Regions from separate parts of the Homo sapiens genome. Here all the other regions are linked to region 1. Evidence: chromatin contacts called from ENCODE Hi-C or POLR2A ChIA-PET data. All regions are on one chromosome and are shown on one strand. The core of a region is the stretch at or near the end of the contact, and the rest is flanking DNA. Distances in the headings are between cores, read along the strand shown. Region 1 holds the start of CHST12 (carbohydrate sulfotransferase 12). Region 2 overlaps MAD1L1 (mitotic arrest deficient 1 like 1). Region 3 overlaps GNA12 (G protein subunit alpha 12). Region 4 overlaps MAD1L1 (mitotic arrest deficient 1 like 1).

Region 1 (3,579 bases), core at 619-3,118:
ATTCAGGCCCCTGCACAATCAGAAACCCATCTTTCCAGTCTTTTTTTTACTCTGTTGCCCAGGCTGGAGTGCAGAGGCCCAGTGTCGGCTCACTGCAACTTCCGCCTCCAGGTTCAAGCTATTCTCTTGACTCATCCTCCTAAGTAGCTGGGACTTCAGGTGTGCACCACCACGCCCAGCTAAATTTTGTATTTTTAGTAGAGATGGGGTTTCACCATGTTGGCCAGGCTGGTCTCGGACTCCTGACCTCAGGTGATCCGCCCGCCTCTGCCTCCCAAAGTGCTGGGATTACAGTCACGAGCCACCTCGCCCGGCCTTCCAGTCTTAGCTTCCAACCCAATCCTCAAACCCCACTTCATCAAGAACACGGCGACCCACCATCTCCCCCAAACATCACTTTCACTTCCACATCTCTGCATGCCCTTTGCCTCCAAACGCCCCAATTCATAGGTCCTCTCCACTGTGGAAAATGTCGGAAAATGTCGCCACATTCTGTTAACGCCTGCACCACAGTCTCAACTCCACACAGTTGTAGCCAGGCTGGCCGTGAGCTCCCAGGGCAAGGCCCACGCTATTACCGGCATCTACCCCAGCTTAGCATCTTGCACTCGATTGGAGGTTTGATAATAAAGCTGGAGTCAGCTGAGTGACAGCAGACAGTTACTGCTGGCCCCAAAGCGTCAGCCCAAAGTCCCATAAACTCCTTTGCAGGGAAATCAAACATCTATGCCATTCCAGGCAGGTGCTCTTTCAGATCTCAAGCGTTGCACCTTCGTGTAGCAATCTCCTCATTACCCCTGTTTTCTCTCCATCCTCACTCAGACACCAGCCCTGACTCCCAACACCAGATGCTCACGGTGAGGGGCTAACCCGGGTCCCCGCGTGGGGGTAAGTGGGGGACCCGCTGAGCTGTCCCCAACCACCCACAGCCGGGAACAGCACCGTAGGGCCTGGTGTCCTGGAAGATGTACTGCGTCCAGCACCGCGCCTGCAACTCACATTCCTATTCACCCCGGGGCTTCCGAGTCCCCACAGCCCCGCTTATGAACTAAATAATTTAATAATGCTGGAAACACTATGGCTTGTTGTGCTGCCTGCCAGACGGAGCCTCTGCCCGAGCCAAGGCTTTGCCGGCGGTGTCTCGGTGGCCGGGAGCCCGCAGAGGAGGTCTAAGTCCCACTGTTCCCGGACTAAATGCACGGTTTCCTCTCCCAGAGGGGCAGGGCTGCGGCTTCTGGAGTGAGAGGTCATTTAAGGGATACCCTGAGCGACCTGCCGGTGCTGCTGGCGTCTGCAGGCTCCAGGGCTGCGGTCGGCGGGGCCGGGGAGCCCCGTTCAGGTGACAGCAGGCACACGGGGGCCCTCGGGAGCTGGGGATCCTGGAACTCCAAGCCCGGGAATTGGTCCTACCCCTGCCGGGCGGCAGAGGCTGATGCCGGGCAGGGGGACTCCTGGGGGCCGGCGGGGCCGCTGCAGCCTCTGCTGTCGCTGAATCAGAACCACAGATTTCTCGTCCAGACCCCGAGGAGCCGCAGAACGCGCTGATCAGGGCCCCAGGGCTGGGTCCCCCTGGCCGAGGACGACGAGCGGGGCTCAGAGAGGGCGCGCGCAGGGCCAAGGTCACACTGCGCGCCGGCGCGGGAACTCGAACCCAGGCCCAAGCCGCGCCCGCCAGGCCAGGTTAAGGAGAGCCGACCCGCGCCCCTCAGCGCGGCCCGGGACCCCCGCCCGGGCCCTGGGAGCCCAGCACTGGCCGAGAGAGAGGGAGACCGCGCCCCGAGCCCGCCGCCCGCCGCGCCCCTCACCTCGCGACCCTCACCTCGCGCCCCTCACCTCGCGCCCGCAGCCGCCGCCGCCGCCCCGCGACTAGCGGACCCCCCAGAGGCAGCCCTCGCCGGCCCCGCCCCCGGCGCAGGAGCCCCTCCTACCGGTCGTCTTCTCGCGAGACGTCGCGGCCGCCGGAGGGGCCACGGAGGCCGAGGGGCGCCCGCCCTCAGCGCGCCTGCGCCCGGCCAGCCCGCCCGCCCCCGCCCTCGCGAGCCAGTGCCATGTGGCGCCGTATTTACGGCCAGAGATCGACTCCGCCCACCGGCCGCCACGAGCCACGCCCCTTTCTCAGCAGCCAATCCGCGGCGTTGACTCCGCCCCGGCGGACCGGGCGCGCGGCGGCTCGGGGACGCGCAGCTGTCTCGCCGTTCGACCCGGGAGCTCCACGTTGCAGCCAAACACGATCCCGTTAACCAACCTTTATGCAGTGCCTGTTGTCTATCCGACCCTTTCTCGAGCATCGGCTCATTGGCAAAGGATCGTGATGCTCACCGGCTGGGGCTTGAGACTCGCTGTGTGACCTTGGGCAAGTGACTTAACCTCTCTGAGGTTGTCGCCAATCCGTAAAATATAATAGGTTAGTGACCCTACCTTTCAGGGAGTATGTGAGACAAACGAGATGACACGGGTAAAGAGCTTAGCAAGATGCCTAATGCATAGTGAGCATGCAGTAATTGTTCTTGGCATCAATGTAGTTTTGTGTGTTTGTTTGTTTATTTTTTTAGAGACAGGATCTCACCGTGTCGTCCAGGATGGGGTGCAGCGGTGCAGTCACAGCTCACTGCAGCCTCGACCTCCTGGGTTCAAGCCATCCTCCCACCTCAGCCTCCCAAGTAGATGGAACTACAGACAGGTGCCACCACACCCGGCTAATTTTTAATTTTTAATAGAAACGGGGGTCTCACTATGTTGCCCAGGGTGGTCTTGAACCCCTAGACTCAAGCAATCCTCCTGCCTCAGCCTCCCAGAGCTCTGGGATTACAGGCGTGAGCCACCGCGCCAGGCCCAGTCATTTTTTTTTTAAATTATGGTAAAATATATAGAACATAAAATTTACCATCTTAACCTTTGTTGTTGTTGTTGTTGTTGTTGTTGTCGTTGTTGTTGTTGTTGAGACAGAGTCTCGCTCTGTCGCCCAGGCTGGAATACAGTGGCCCGATCTCGGCTCACTGCAAGCTCCGCCTCCCGGGTTCACGCCATTCTCCTGCCTCAGCCTCCCGGGTAGCTGGGACTTACAGGCGCCCGCCACCACGCCCGGCTAATTTTTTGTATTTTTAGTAGAGACGGGGTTTCACCGTGTTAGCCAGGATGGTCTCGAACTCCTGACCTCGTGATCCGCCCGCCTCGGCCTCCCAAAGTGCTGGGATTACAGGCGTGAGCCGCCGCGCCCGGCCCATCTTAACCATTTTTAAGCACTCCCTGCAGTGGCATTAAGCACTTTCACATCCCCACCATCCACCCCAAGAACTTTTTCAATCCGTGATATTTTTAGTTGGCCCCCTCCGATGGACTCCCGAGGCAGCCTTCCAACCAAGGTCATCTCTTCACTCTTCCACTCCCTGCAGCCAGTCCCAAAGGAGTTCCGAACCCACCGGGCCCTGGAAATGTGGAAGTGAGGGAGACGGGCAAGGCCCCTGCCCTCCTGTATTCTAGTGGGGGGGAAAAGCAACAAACAACCACCACAAAATATATGTGTATATTATATACACACTCACAGTAGATAATATGTTTATACGTATGTGTAATGCATAC
Region 2 (3,556 bases), core at 784-3,283, 380 kb after region 1:
GTAGGTTCCACCTTCACGGTCATCCCACTGTTCTTAGGTCGCCTCTTCTTTTGTTTTCATTGCTTTTTCCTCAGTGCATTTTAGTACGGGAAGTTTCTGTGGACCTGTTTTTACATTTGCTCATTTATGCTCTCATCTTTATTTTTATTCCTATACTTTCTGCATATGTTGTTTTGTTTTTTTTCATTTTTTATGTTGGTTAGTTAGCTTGCTACTTTCAGTTTTAGCCTTTCTACTCTAACCATTAAATTAATACATTTTCTTCTAAGTTATTCATTCTTGAGATTGTGCCACTGCACCGTAGCCTAGACGACAGAGCAAGACCTTGTCTTAAAAAAAAAAAAAAGTATTCTTTTTGCTTAGGCCGCTGTCGTCTCAGATGAAGTTTCTCCTGTCTTGTGTGTGTTTTTAACTAGTGCCTGAAGTCCGTCCGATGTTTTCCTTCGTCTCTGCCCACAGCCACCGGGTCAGCCTCCCTCCCAGGAGGCCCCTAGACTCCGGGTACCAGGGCAGCCCGGGCAGGTGAGAGAGGACCCAGGGAGCTGGCTTTGCTCTCACAGAGGCGGGGTCCTCATGGTGTTCTGCTCTAGCTTGTTCCCATGATGTCAGGGCCGGGCGTCCCCCTGCGGCTCGGTCTCACAGCTGCCGTGTGCCCATGGCGTTCCGTCCTCTGAAGGCTGCTGGGAACTGCAGGGTCAGAGCCGCAGGAAGGCAAGGGTGGGGGCCGCATGGTGCCGGGGCCGGGTGCACGCCTTGATGGGAATGCTGGGGTCACGCTGGGGCTGTGGATAGCAATCTCGGGCCTCGTGAGTTCCTCCTTCCGGCAGCCCAGAGCGGGGGTTAGTGCCCCCCCCGATCATGGAGAGCCACTTCCAGTGGTCTCACCAGTGAGGCTGTCCATGGCACTGCCTCCCCGGGCTGGGCGCTGACCCCGGGACTGTAGGGCCGCAGCCTGGGCGGCTCCTCTGTTTGCAGCACCAGCCGGGGCTCTGCCCCTCCGTGGTCTGAGCGACAGGGCAGCCACAACAGCTCGCAGCTGCTGAGTCCTCTTCCCTCAGCCCTGTGCCTGCCTGGCGGTTCTGAAGATCAAATGAGGTAACGTGTGCTTAAGTCATATGTAGCATTAGCATGCTGTGCTGATGTCACCAATTAAAATCTGCCTGAGTGAATCATACTTGAAAACAGTCAGTTGTCAAAAAAAAAAACCTCGTTTAGGGGCAGCAGGCCCAGGAAAGAGAAGCGAGGGACAGACAGGAGGCGAAGCGTTCTGTAGTTGGTTGTGGGGGCCAGGGCATCCGGCCCAGGAGCAGGCGTGGGCCGAGCACAGGGACGCCGCCTCATGTGCACTCAGCACTGTGGCGTGGCGAGGCGTGGCCTTGCGTTGGGGGTGGTGAGGCGTGGCCTTGCGTGGGTGGAGGGTGGCGAGGCGTGGCCTTGTGTGGGGGGTGGCTGGGGCTGGGCCGGGCAGCCCGACCCCCACCCCCAACCCCTGTGGCCGTAAGTGGCCCTCCTTGCTGCCCTTTCCATTGACGGGTGCTGTCTCCATGTACTTATTAATCCTGGTGCACCTTTTAAGCACTCTTTGGGGCATTCGTGCCCCCGTTTTGCACAAGGAGGGTGGGTTCAGAGACGTTAGGTCCCTTGCCCAAGGGTGCACAGCTGGTCTGTGTCAGATTGGAGCGCAGGACTGTCTGACCCGCGTGGGTCCTCCGAGGCGCTTATTACTGCCGCTTTCGCCTGTCATCATGTTCTCGATGGGCCCCACGGATGCCAGAGTCCTGCTCATTTGGGAAACGACCAGCTGGGATGAGGGTTCCAGAGAGAGGCCTCCTGCCTCTCCCAGCCTCTGTCCCAGCAGGGCCTTCTCCTGTCTGGGGCGATCTTGCTGCTGGGGTCACAGCAGACCTGTCCAGGCTGGTGACTGGGGGTCTGGGGAAAGAGTGGGCAGAGGACTCTGGGGAGGCGGGTGGCAGCGAGGAGATGGTGCCGGCGTCAGTGGGCAGAGCCGTGTCTGCAGCCCCACGTTCCCGCCTGAATCTATTCAGTTTCTTGTGGTGGCTCCATGCGTCGGGAGAGGTAATTAGAACAGGGCTTTTCAGCTATTTATGACCATACATTTCCTTTTCTAAAAAAAGGAGAAGTTGTGGAGTGACTCAGAGTTGGGTGGAGGTGGCTGAGCTGAGGTGGGATGGGCTTGGGAAGAGGCCCTGCAGAGAATGTCGCATGTGCAGAACAGCCTTGGAGCCCTTGCAGAGTGGGCCTCGGCCTTGGGCTGGAGGGGGCGGAGGGAGGGAGGCAGGCTCCACAGCACTGGTGGCAGAGGCCGGGCGGGAGTGGGTGGCGGAGGCTGGGTGAGGGAGGAAGATGGGTGAGGGGCTGCTGCTTCATTGGAGGGGGCACGCGGTACTCAGCTTACTTCTGGGCTTCTCTGGAAAGTGGGGGTTGGTGCTGGGGCTCTAAGGAGGGGCCTCTGCATATGGAGCTGCCTGCCTGCCTCACACAGCCCCTTCAGGCTGCCACTGACTCCCAGGAGGGAAGCCCTCTGTGTCCATGGTGTGGACTTAGGGAGTGCTGGGCGCCTGCCTCACCAGGCGTGGCCATGGCCAGAGGCTGTCCCCATCGTGCGGGACGCGCCTGCCCCACCTGCCTGCTCTCCTGGCCATCTTTCACGAGCAGCTGTAGTCATAGTGGAAGAACCAGGCAGACAGCAGCGAGGACAGAAGTGACCACCGTGGCTGCCGTGCATTCATCGCCTGTGTATGCGGGTTCCGTGTGCCTGGTTTTCTGTGCCATGCTGCATTTGAACTTCGCAGTGAGGCTGAGGCGTTCTCTGCCCTCTCCTGTGTGGTTGAGTGTCCTCACACTCAGAGAGGCTCTTTGTTTTTCCCAAGGTCACACATCTAGTTACGGTCCAGGCAGGATGTGGGCTTCGTTGGGTGTGTGTGTTGGGTCTGACTTGGGGGCTGGCCTGGGCATGCACACCTCAAGTGACCGCTGCTTGGGGGCCACGGGGCCGGTCTCTGCCCACTGCGGTGCCTCCGTCCATATCTCCCCTGCCTGCAGCACCTCCAACAGGGCCGGCGTCCTGCAGTCTCCCGCTCCTGTGGGTGCTCTCACCACCCGCAGCCCTGGTCTCTGTCTCGGCTTCCTGGTCTCGCTGCTCTGATCTCCCCTGCCCTTCCCAAGCCCAGGCCCAAGGGCTGTGCCCTGGGTTTCTTCTTCCAAGGGCACTGGGCCCTATTCTGCCCACTGTCTCAGCCCCTGCTGCCCAGGTGTCCTGCCCCCTGCTATGGCGTTCTCAGCCTCTTTGGGAATCTGTCTCTCATTGCGTGGGAATCATCGGCATGCTTGGGGCTTATACTCAAAAGCTCTGTGGTAATTAGCGCGCCGGAGCACCTGCTGATGAGGGAATGAGCGTCATTATCTCTCTTGCTCTTTCGCAAGGGTCCTCTGGGCGCCTACTCAACGCTGTTCCCTCTGATTGGAGTGCCCTTCCCCACCGCTGCCTCCCAGGGCGCCCAGATCCTTCCTGCAGCCTCCCTGGGTGAGCAGCCCC
Region 3 (3,503 bases), core at 134-2,633, 410 kb before region 1:
GGCCAGGAGTTCAAGACCAGCCTGGGCAGCATAGCAAGACTGTGTGTCTACAAATAAAATTAGCTGGGTATGGTGGTGAATGCCGGTAATTCCCAGCTACTCAGGAGACTGAGCCTGGGAGTTTGAGGCTGCAATGAGCCATGATTGCACCACAGCACAGCAGCCTGGGCGACAGAGCGAGACTCTGTCTCTAAACATAAAATTTTTTTTAAAGTTTGAAAAGTAAAGGTCACTGGATTCTTTTGATTTTATATATGTGTTTATCCTTTATCCTTAAACCTAACAAAAAAGGGGCCAAATAACTGCTTTGTTTACCAACTTTCTCATTAGAGGTGGGGTTTCCTAGGCATCTAGACAGATGCTGAGTTTTATAAATGTAACGTCTGTGCCTTCATGTGGCCCTGGTGAAGCACCATCGTAGAAGGTGGCTGTGACTGACAGGAGCACAAAGCCCCTGATGTGATGTGATGTGATGTGATGTGATGTGATGTGATGTGATGTGATGTGATGTGATGTTATTTTTGAGATGGAGTTTCACTCTTGTTGCCCAGGCTGGAATGCAGTGGCACAATCTTGTCTCACTGCAACCTCTGCCTCCTGGGTTTAAGTGATTCTCCCACCTCAGCCTCCTGAGTAGCTAGGACTACAGGCATGCGCCACCACACCCAGCTAATTTTGTATTTTTAGTAGAGACGGGGTTTAATCATGTTGGTCAGGCTGGTCTCAAACTCCTGACCTCAAGTGGTCCGCCCGCCTCAGCCTCCAAAGGTGCTGGGATTACAGGCGTGAGCCACCGCACCCAGCCTACAAAGCCTCTGATTTTAGCAAAGCACCAAGGCCTAAGGACTCTGCCCGTGTCTTAGCAGCTTTAGAAGGAAAAGCAAGCCAAGAAAAACATTGAGTTATTTACCATAATTCTGAAGAAAAGCAAATGTGAGTCCTTAAGGGAGGAATTCTGACTTTCTTGAAACAGATTAGTTTTTTTCATGGAATTAGTAACACAGGGACTTACTTGCCCGGTTTTAAGGTTTTTGGTGAGGAGTTGCCTGAAACGCAAGTTCTCTTGAGAGTTTTTTCAGGTTTTTGGAGAGGAGTCGCGTGAAACGCGGGTTCTCTTGAGTACTTACAGCCCCTTCCCACTGCCCCTGGGAAAGCTGTGGTGCTGCCTCTCTAGGGAAACAAATAAGCGCTGCTCTGTGCGTGAAAAAAACAGATTTCCTTTCGTTTTATAAGATGGACGGGGACATGGGACTTTTCACTTGGCTCTTAAGGGAGGGGCTTTTTGAGAAGTAGACACTGGTGTCCTGCGTGGCCTGCCGGACTGTCTTTTCAGCTGTCAGCAGAACCCCTCTGAAGGGAGCACCAGTTTCAGCAGCGTCCGTGCCGCAGGGAAGACATGGCAACATCAGAGACCAGCACAGCTGTGGGTGAAACTGGACAGCAGCCCTTGGGCAGCATTGGCGGCTAGGGTTTAACCAGAGCCTGTCAGGGGAAGCGCTTCTGGTTTTGCAATCGTTCTTTACAACCTTACGAAATCTGTGCCGTGTGCTTTCAGGTAAATGGATTTCACTTTGAGGTCCCTTCTCAAATGATTTTTTAAGAAGTCTATATAGTTGGCAAAAATTTGATAAAAGTTACTTCATTGGTCATGACATAAAGTTATCTGAGTAAGAAGAAGCAGCACACTTATTCTCCTGTACCTCTGGAACATGTGAGCACCCTGGTTGTTCTGGGCTTTCTCTGCCAAGGCTGGGAAACTAGAGTTCTGGCAGCTTTGTTGCTCCTTTGTCTTCTGTGTGAGCCGCGGTGTCATCAGCCAGGTCACCCCGCTTGCAGCACAGTCGCTGTGCTCTGGGCATCGGTGGAGCGGGGAGCTCTGGTTGTGCACAGAGGGCCAGGTGTAGATGTTGTGCACAGAAGTCAGCCCCACCCAGGTTAGGCTGAGCCGTCTTCCCTGAACCTGAAATGGTTCGCCTGGAGCCCACGTGTGCACAGCCTGGGGGCTCTGGGCCAGGGTTCCTTGTAGTCTGTATTTCCTTTCCAATTCTGATCTCCTTTTTGCTGCTGGGAGATGAAATCCCCTCACTTGACGACTCAGGAAGCATCTGTTTCTTCTGATTCTTGGGACTTGCCATCTCCAAAGGCTGAGCTGCGGGCCTGGGTGTCCCTGTTGAATGAGAGCGCTCCAGGGCCTCCTTCCACATGTTATCTCATTATCTTTTTGTTTTTTTCTTTCTTTCTTTCTTTCTTTTTTAAGACAGAGTTTCACTCTTGTCACCCAGGCTGGAATGCAATGGCGTAATCATGGCTCACGGCAACCTTTGCCTCCTGGGTTCAAGTGATTCTCTTGCCTCAACCTCCCACGTAGCTGGGATCACAGGCACCTGCCACCATGCTCATACCCACCTAATTTTGTGTTTTTAGCAGAGATAGATAGGGCTTTAACATGTTGGCCAGGCTGGTCTCGACCTCAGGTGATCTGCCCGCCTCAGCCTCCCAAAGTGCTGGGATTACAGAAGTGAGCCACTGTGCCCGGACTTTTCTCATTATCTTGCCAGTGACCGTGAGGTCCATCATTTGGAATCCAACTGTAAAAAAAAAATTATTGACAAAACCCAAGGAGTAAGTTCCTTCTAAAGGCTGTAGCATGGTTTTTGTTAGCAGTATTACTAATACTGTTATTATTTTACTCATTTGCAGTGCTATGGTCTGAATGTGTCCATCTCAAAATTCCTATGTTGAAATCCTAACCCTTAAGGTGCTGGTGTTAGGGGGTGGGGCCTTTGGGGAGTGATGAGATCACAAGGACAGAGCCCTCATGAATGTGATTAGTGTCCTTATAAAAGGGACCTTAATGAGCTTGTATACCCCTTCCACCATCTGAGGACACAGTGAGAAATCACCGTCTAGGAGCCAGAAAGTGGGCCCTCACCAGACACCAGTCTCCATCTTAGAGTCCCAGCCTCCAGAACTGTGAGAAAGAAATCTCTGCTGTTCAAGCCACCCGCCTGTGAGGTTTTGTTATAGCAGCCCAGACTAACACATGCAGCGAACCTGAAATATTCAGCTGCGTACTTCTTAAGCGATCCTCTCCCCTCCTGGGGTTGACCCCTTTCTAATGTCAAACCATTTCCCTCTAAGAAGGTGATTGTAATGATACTAGAAGACTGTTCCGAATTCAGAATGCCTTTAAAGGAGTATCTGTATTGTATTAATCATAGAAATTTTTACTATGAATTTATTACTAAATACTATTTACATAGAATTTATTACAAAGTAATATTTATTACTAACAATACTTACATAATTTTACTATGAATTTATTACTAAGTAATATTTACATTTACATAAATATTTACATATTTACAGATGTGTGAAAATTGCTTCTTCTATTAAACGCTATCAGTCACTTGCAGTTTTAATTTATCCACCACAGTAAAGTAAGCTGTTGTCTTTTTGGCTGATCTTTTCCTGTCAATAGGCTTTTTCATTTTTATTGTACT
Region 4 (3,495 bases), core at 261-2,760, 300 kb after region 1:
GAAGGTGTTGCTAGGTGGCATCTGTGACGATGGGGGCCTTTCCTGCTGCCCTACCCTGGAGCTGGGGAGCGGGGTGGGTGAGGAGCGTTGAGGAGGAGAGAGCTGGAGCTGGTGGTACTGGGGTTTTGGCTGGGCGTCTCACGTGCCTGGACTTTCTGGTCTCATCTGGAAGGTGGTCTCTTACTGGACCGTGCGGGGGTGAGGAGACAGGCCGAGGCCACCAGGTAAAGCAGGGCTGTGGTGAGAGAGGCCCCATTTTCCCTCAGAACCTTCACAGTGCGTGGCTGGCCTTGGCAAGGCTGCATGGCTGGTCCCAGGGCTTCCTGGCCTCGTTACTTCCTGGCTTCAGGGCAGTGTAGGAGCAGCCACAAAGCAGACATTTGGGTTGTCCTTTATGAATGCCTCGGGTGATGATCCACGCTCCCTGCCTTGCCCCAGCGCAGGCTGTGCCCGCCCACCCTCCCGTGGAGCCCACGCTTTGCTCTGCCTGCTGCTGCCAGGCCAGCAGAGACCGCCCCGTAGGGCACTGCGGTTTCTGCGGCCTGTTCTGCCCTGAGTGGCCTTCCTCCCCTGCTCTTAGCTGGGCCCCCTCACTCCACCTCGCTGCTGGCTTTGTTGCCTTTCAGGCTGTGACCACCTGAAGCCAGCTCGTGTGTTAGTGCCCTTTGTTAGTAACCAACCCCTTGTCGGCAGAGACCTTCCCTTTCTGCTCACTGGAATATCCCCAAGCAGGACGGTGCGGTGTTTGTGGCCTCAGAGAGTGAGGCTCTCCCGGGCTGCAGAGGCACAGCCAGTTTCTTCCCGGCAGACCTCTTTTCAGAACAGCCCCTCACTGCGGTGTCCGGCCCCTGGGGAAGCCGGGCTCTGACTGGGTGGGTCAGCCCTCAGGCTGTGCCAGGAATCCCATCTCCAGGCGGGCTGTGCGTAGTTCCCTTCGTGTTTTAACATTTAGGAGGTGAGCGGTTTCCTTCCCTGAGCTCCGGAAAGAGTCCCCAGGGCTTGCGGGGGGACCTACCCTGCATTGCACGTTGGAAGGAGAGGCAGCTGCAGGCTGAGCCCACATGGCTGTGCACGGCCTGGCGTGGGAGCTGCAGTGATTTATGTGACCTGTGCTCAGATAATTAAAGTGGGATTTGGCAGTGAGGTCTTTCATGGCAAAGGCGTTAGGGATGTCACAATGAGGCATGTAAGTATAAAACAGTTATGTTTTCAAAGGCGTTAGGGATGTCACAATGAGGCATGTAAGTATAAAACAGTTATGTTTTCAGGTTAAGAATTTAACGAGGAGTAAATTCATTTAAACCGAAGAGCTGGCTTAAGGGGAGCTTTCGTGGAAGATCTGTAGTTGCTGGCATTTCATTCCTTCTCATTTGAGCCCAGCCTGTCTCTGGTGGCAGAGCGCGTGTTCCGAGTGTCCAGGTGCCGCAGCCGCCCCCTGTAGGCACCAGCGTGTTTGACATGCGGGTCAGGGATCTGACGCAACAGGCCGCCTCCACATGCCAGACTGCGTCCCCCTTGGCCTGCTATTGCGCCGCCGTGACGGCTCTCCTTCGCGGAGGGGCGGGGCTGTGGGGGCTGTCTTCCTGTGTTTTCTCTCCGGGGCCTCATCTGCCTTCAGGAGCCTGTGCAGTGCCACTCGGGCTGAGCAGCCTCCGCCAGTGCACAGGGGACTCCGGGCTTGCCTCTGTGGAGGAGTTTGCCGCTATCTGCTCTGCCTTTGTCCTGGTTCCCCAAATGGAGGCCCAGCCTGCCGTGGTTCTAATCCAGGTTTCTGGTCATCAAAGCAGCATGCCTTTAATAACAGATATGGCCTGTTGTGCAGTTGGCCCGGAGAGCTCTGATCATTACTTATCTGCCACGAGATGCTTTTGCTCAAGGCAGGCTGCTGAGGAGCACACTCCTTACCTTCATTGAATGATTTCCAGACACCGGCTGCATATTTGATTCTCTGCCATGTGTCTGGGGGCCTCTTTCTCCGACGTCCAGCGGGGTGGAGTGTTGTATGGCGTGGCATCAGAACTGGTGGTCTCCCCGCATTCCTTGCCTTTTCCCACCCCATCTCCAGAGTCCGGACACCACCTGTGAGACTGTCCCTCTGCCTGGGGATGCGGAGGGACTCCGTGCACAGTGGTTCAGGGGGTCTGCTTATGCCACACTGCTGGGATCTGGGCAGGGAGGAGGACAGCACCTGCCCTCTGAGTAGCCGCCTCCCTGGCTCCTCCTCGTGGCCGCTCCCTCCTTCTCCCCTGTGGGATCGAGTCTCAGTGTTCTGGCTGTGCTGCCCGGCTCCTGAGAGGCCTTCGCAGGGGCTCCCAGGGCTGCCTGGTGGTGGGCTTTGCCCCAGTGCTGGCCCATCTGCGGTTGCCCCGCCCAACAAAGAGCACGGTGGTCGAGAGCCCCGCCGCTGTGCAGTGGCCTCGGGGGCGGGTGAGATCTGCTGCACTGCTGTATCGCCTCACCCTCTGTCCTCTCAGGTGCTCACCCACTTCTTCCAAACAGAAACGTCATCACTAGGCATGGCGATGTCCCATGTGCCGTCTACTGAGCGGCGGGGCAGGCAGGCCCAGGCCTTCACTGAGTGCAGGAGCGCAGGTATGACTGTGTGTGCAGGGCCCGTCGGGGCAGCCATGGCTTGGGCTGCGACCCGGCCCTCAGCGTGGCCGGATGGACGGCCTCCCTCTGGACACACCATGTGGGCTGAGAGCTGAAGCGTGGTCGGAGCTGCCCCTTTGTAGGGTGCAGGGGCAGGGGAGAGAGCCCGTTCCAGGCAGAGGCAGCAGCAAGCGCAGGGGCCCTGAGGTGGGAGAGGACGCGCGTCTCCAGCAGGCAGGCAGCGTGGCCAGGCCTGACCCAGCGCTGACCCAGGTGTTGGCAGCATCACGGAGGCTGCCTCCTCTGAGTTGTGGAGCTGATGTCCTGAGAGGGGACAGTGCCACCTCTGCCGAACCTGTTTTCTCCGTGTGCCTTATACACCTGAGGAGAGGCCCGCTTTAGGAGTGGGTAGGAGAAGACGCCATCTCTGGGCATTGTCTCTGGAGTGACAAGGATGCGTCTCATGCTGAGGATGGCGTGGAGAGTGGTCCTGAGAGTGCTGGTGACGGTGGAGACGGTGACGGCCATGATGGTGCGAGGGTGGCGGTGACCGTGGTGTCACTGATGGTGACAGTGGTGATGGTGGGGACGTGGTGAGAGTGCTGGTGACGGTGGTGATGGTGTGGAGAGTGGTCCTGAGAGTGCTGGTGACAGTGGAGATAGTGACAGTGGCGATGATGGTGCGAGGGTGGTGGAGACCGTGGTGTCACCGATGGTGACAGTGGTGATGGGGATGTGGTGAGAGTGATGGTGACAGTTGTGATGGTGACGGTGGTGGTGATGGTGACGTGAGAATGGTGGTGATGGTGGTTATTGGTGACAGTGGTGAGTGGTGACAGTAGCAGTGGTGGTGAGTGGTGACAGTAGCAGTGGTGGTGAGGGTGACAGTGGTGATGGTGACAT

What was found. Hi-C counts contacts between places; a loop is a spot of excess contacts on that map. ChIA-PET counts read pairs that join two places held with the same protein, here RNA polymerase II (POLR2A). Pooled maps may share reads with other maps.
Region 2: a loop to region 1 is called in a map of K562, with 7 times the contacts of the local background. The contact joins the enhancer-like site here to the promoter of CHST12 in region 1. A Hi-C loop is called at or near these places in 1 of 168 maps with a recorded cell type or tissue (K562) and 2 of 50 pooled maps. POLR2A ChIA-PET finds 5 or more read pairs at or near these places in 2 of 52 experiments (B cell and BJ).
Region 3: a loop to region 1 is called in a map of posterior vena cava, with 11 times the contacts of the local background. The contact joins the enhancer-like site here to the promoter of CHST12 in region 1. A Hi-C loop is called at or near these places in 1 of 168 maps with a recorded cell type or tissue (posterior vena cava), 3 of 37 single-sample maps with no recorded cell type and 3 of 50 pooled maps.
Region 4: a pooled map shows a loop between it and region 1 (4-fold over the local background). The contact joins the enhancer-like site here to the promoter of CHST12 in region 1. A Hi-C loop is called at or near these places in 1 of 168 maps with a recorded cell type or tissue (CD4-positive, alpha-beta T cell), 4 of 37 single-sample maps with no recorded cell type and 8 of 50 pooled maps. POLR2A ChIA-PET finds 5 or more read pairs at or near these places in 1 of 52 experiments (activated naive CD4-positive, alpha-beta T cell).

The regions. Positions count from the first base shown.
Region 1 is chr7:2,401,900-2,405,478 of GRCh38, reverse strand. CHST12 (carbohydrate sulfotransferase 12) reads right to left here and starts at 1,868. Exons shown (of 2, transcript NM_018641.5): 1 at 1,806-1,868. RefSeq lists silencers at 1,572-1,741, 1,832-2,201 and an enhancer at 2,292-2,391.
Region 2 is chr7:2,017,553-2,021,108 of GRCh38, reverse strand. The region is part of intron 12 of MAD1L1 (mitotic arrest deficient 1 like 1); the gene reads left to right. Among named protein-coding and RNA genes, the nearest start is that of SNORA114, 70 kb to the left of the region's middle. RefSeq lists enhancers at 297-1,116, 1,158-1,307 and a silencer at 1,448-1,497. Within about 2 kb of position 2,033, at least 22 of the 41 ENCODE cell types and tissues checked have a DNase peak (open chromatin) inside an H3K27ac peak, as active enhancers do; they include B cell, where a contact is called at or near this core.
Region 3 is chr7:2,809,650-2,813,152 of GRCh38, reverse strand. All of the region lies in intron 1 of GNA12 (G protein subunit alpha 12), which reads left to right. Among named protein-coding and RNA genes, the nearest start is that of GNA12, 33 kb to the left of the region's middle. Within about 2 kb of position 1,383, at least 16 of the 41 ENCODE cell types and tissues checked have a DNase peak (open chromatin) inside an H3K27ac peak, as active enhancers do.
Region 4 is chr7:2,102,411-2,105,905 of GRCh38, reverse strand. All of the region lies in intron 11 of MAD1L1 (mitotic arrest deficient 1 like 1), which reads left to right. Among named protein-coding and RNA genes, the nearest start is that of SNORA114, 15 kb to the right of the region's middle. RefSeq lists enhancers at 1-518, 1,338-1,632, 1,852-2,518. Within about 2 kb of position 1,510, at least 12 of the 41 ENCODE cell types and tissues checked have a DNase peak (open chromatin) inside an H3K27ac peak, as active enhancers do.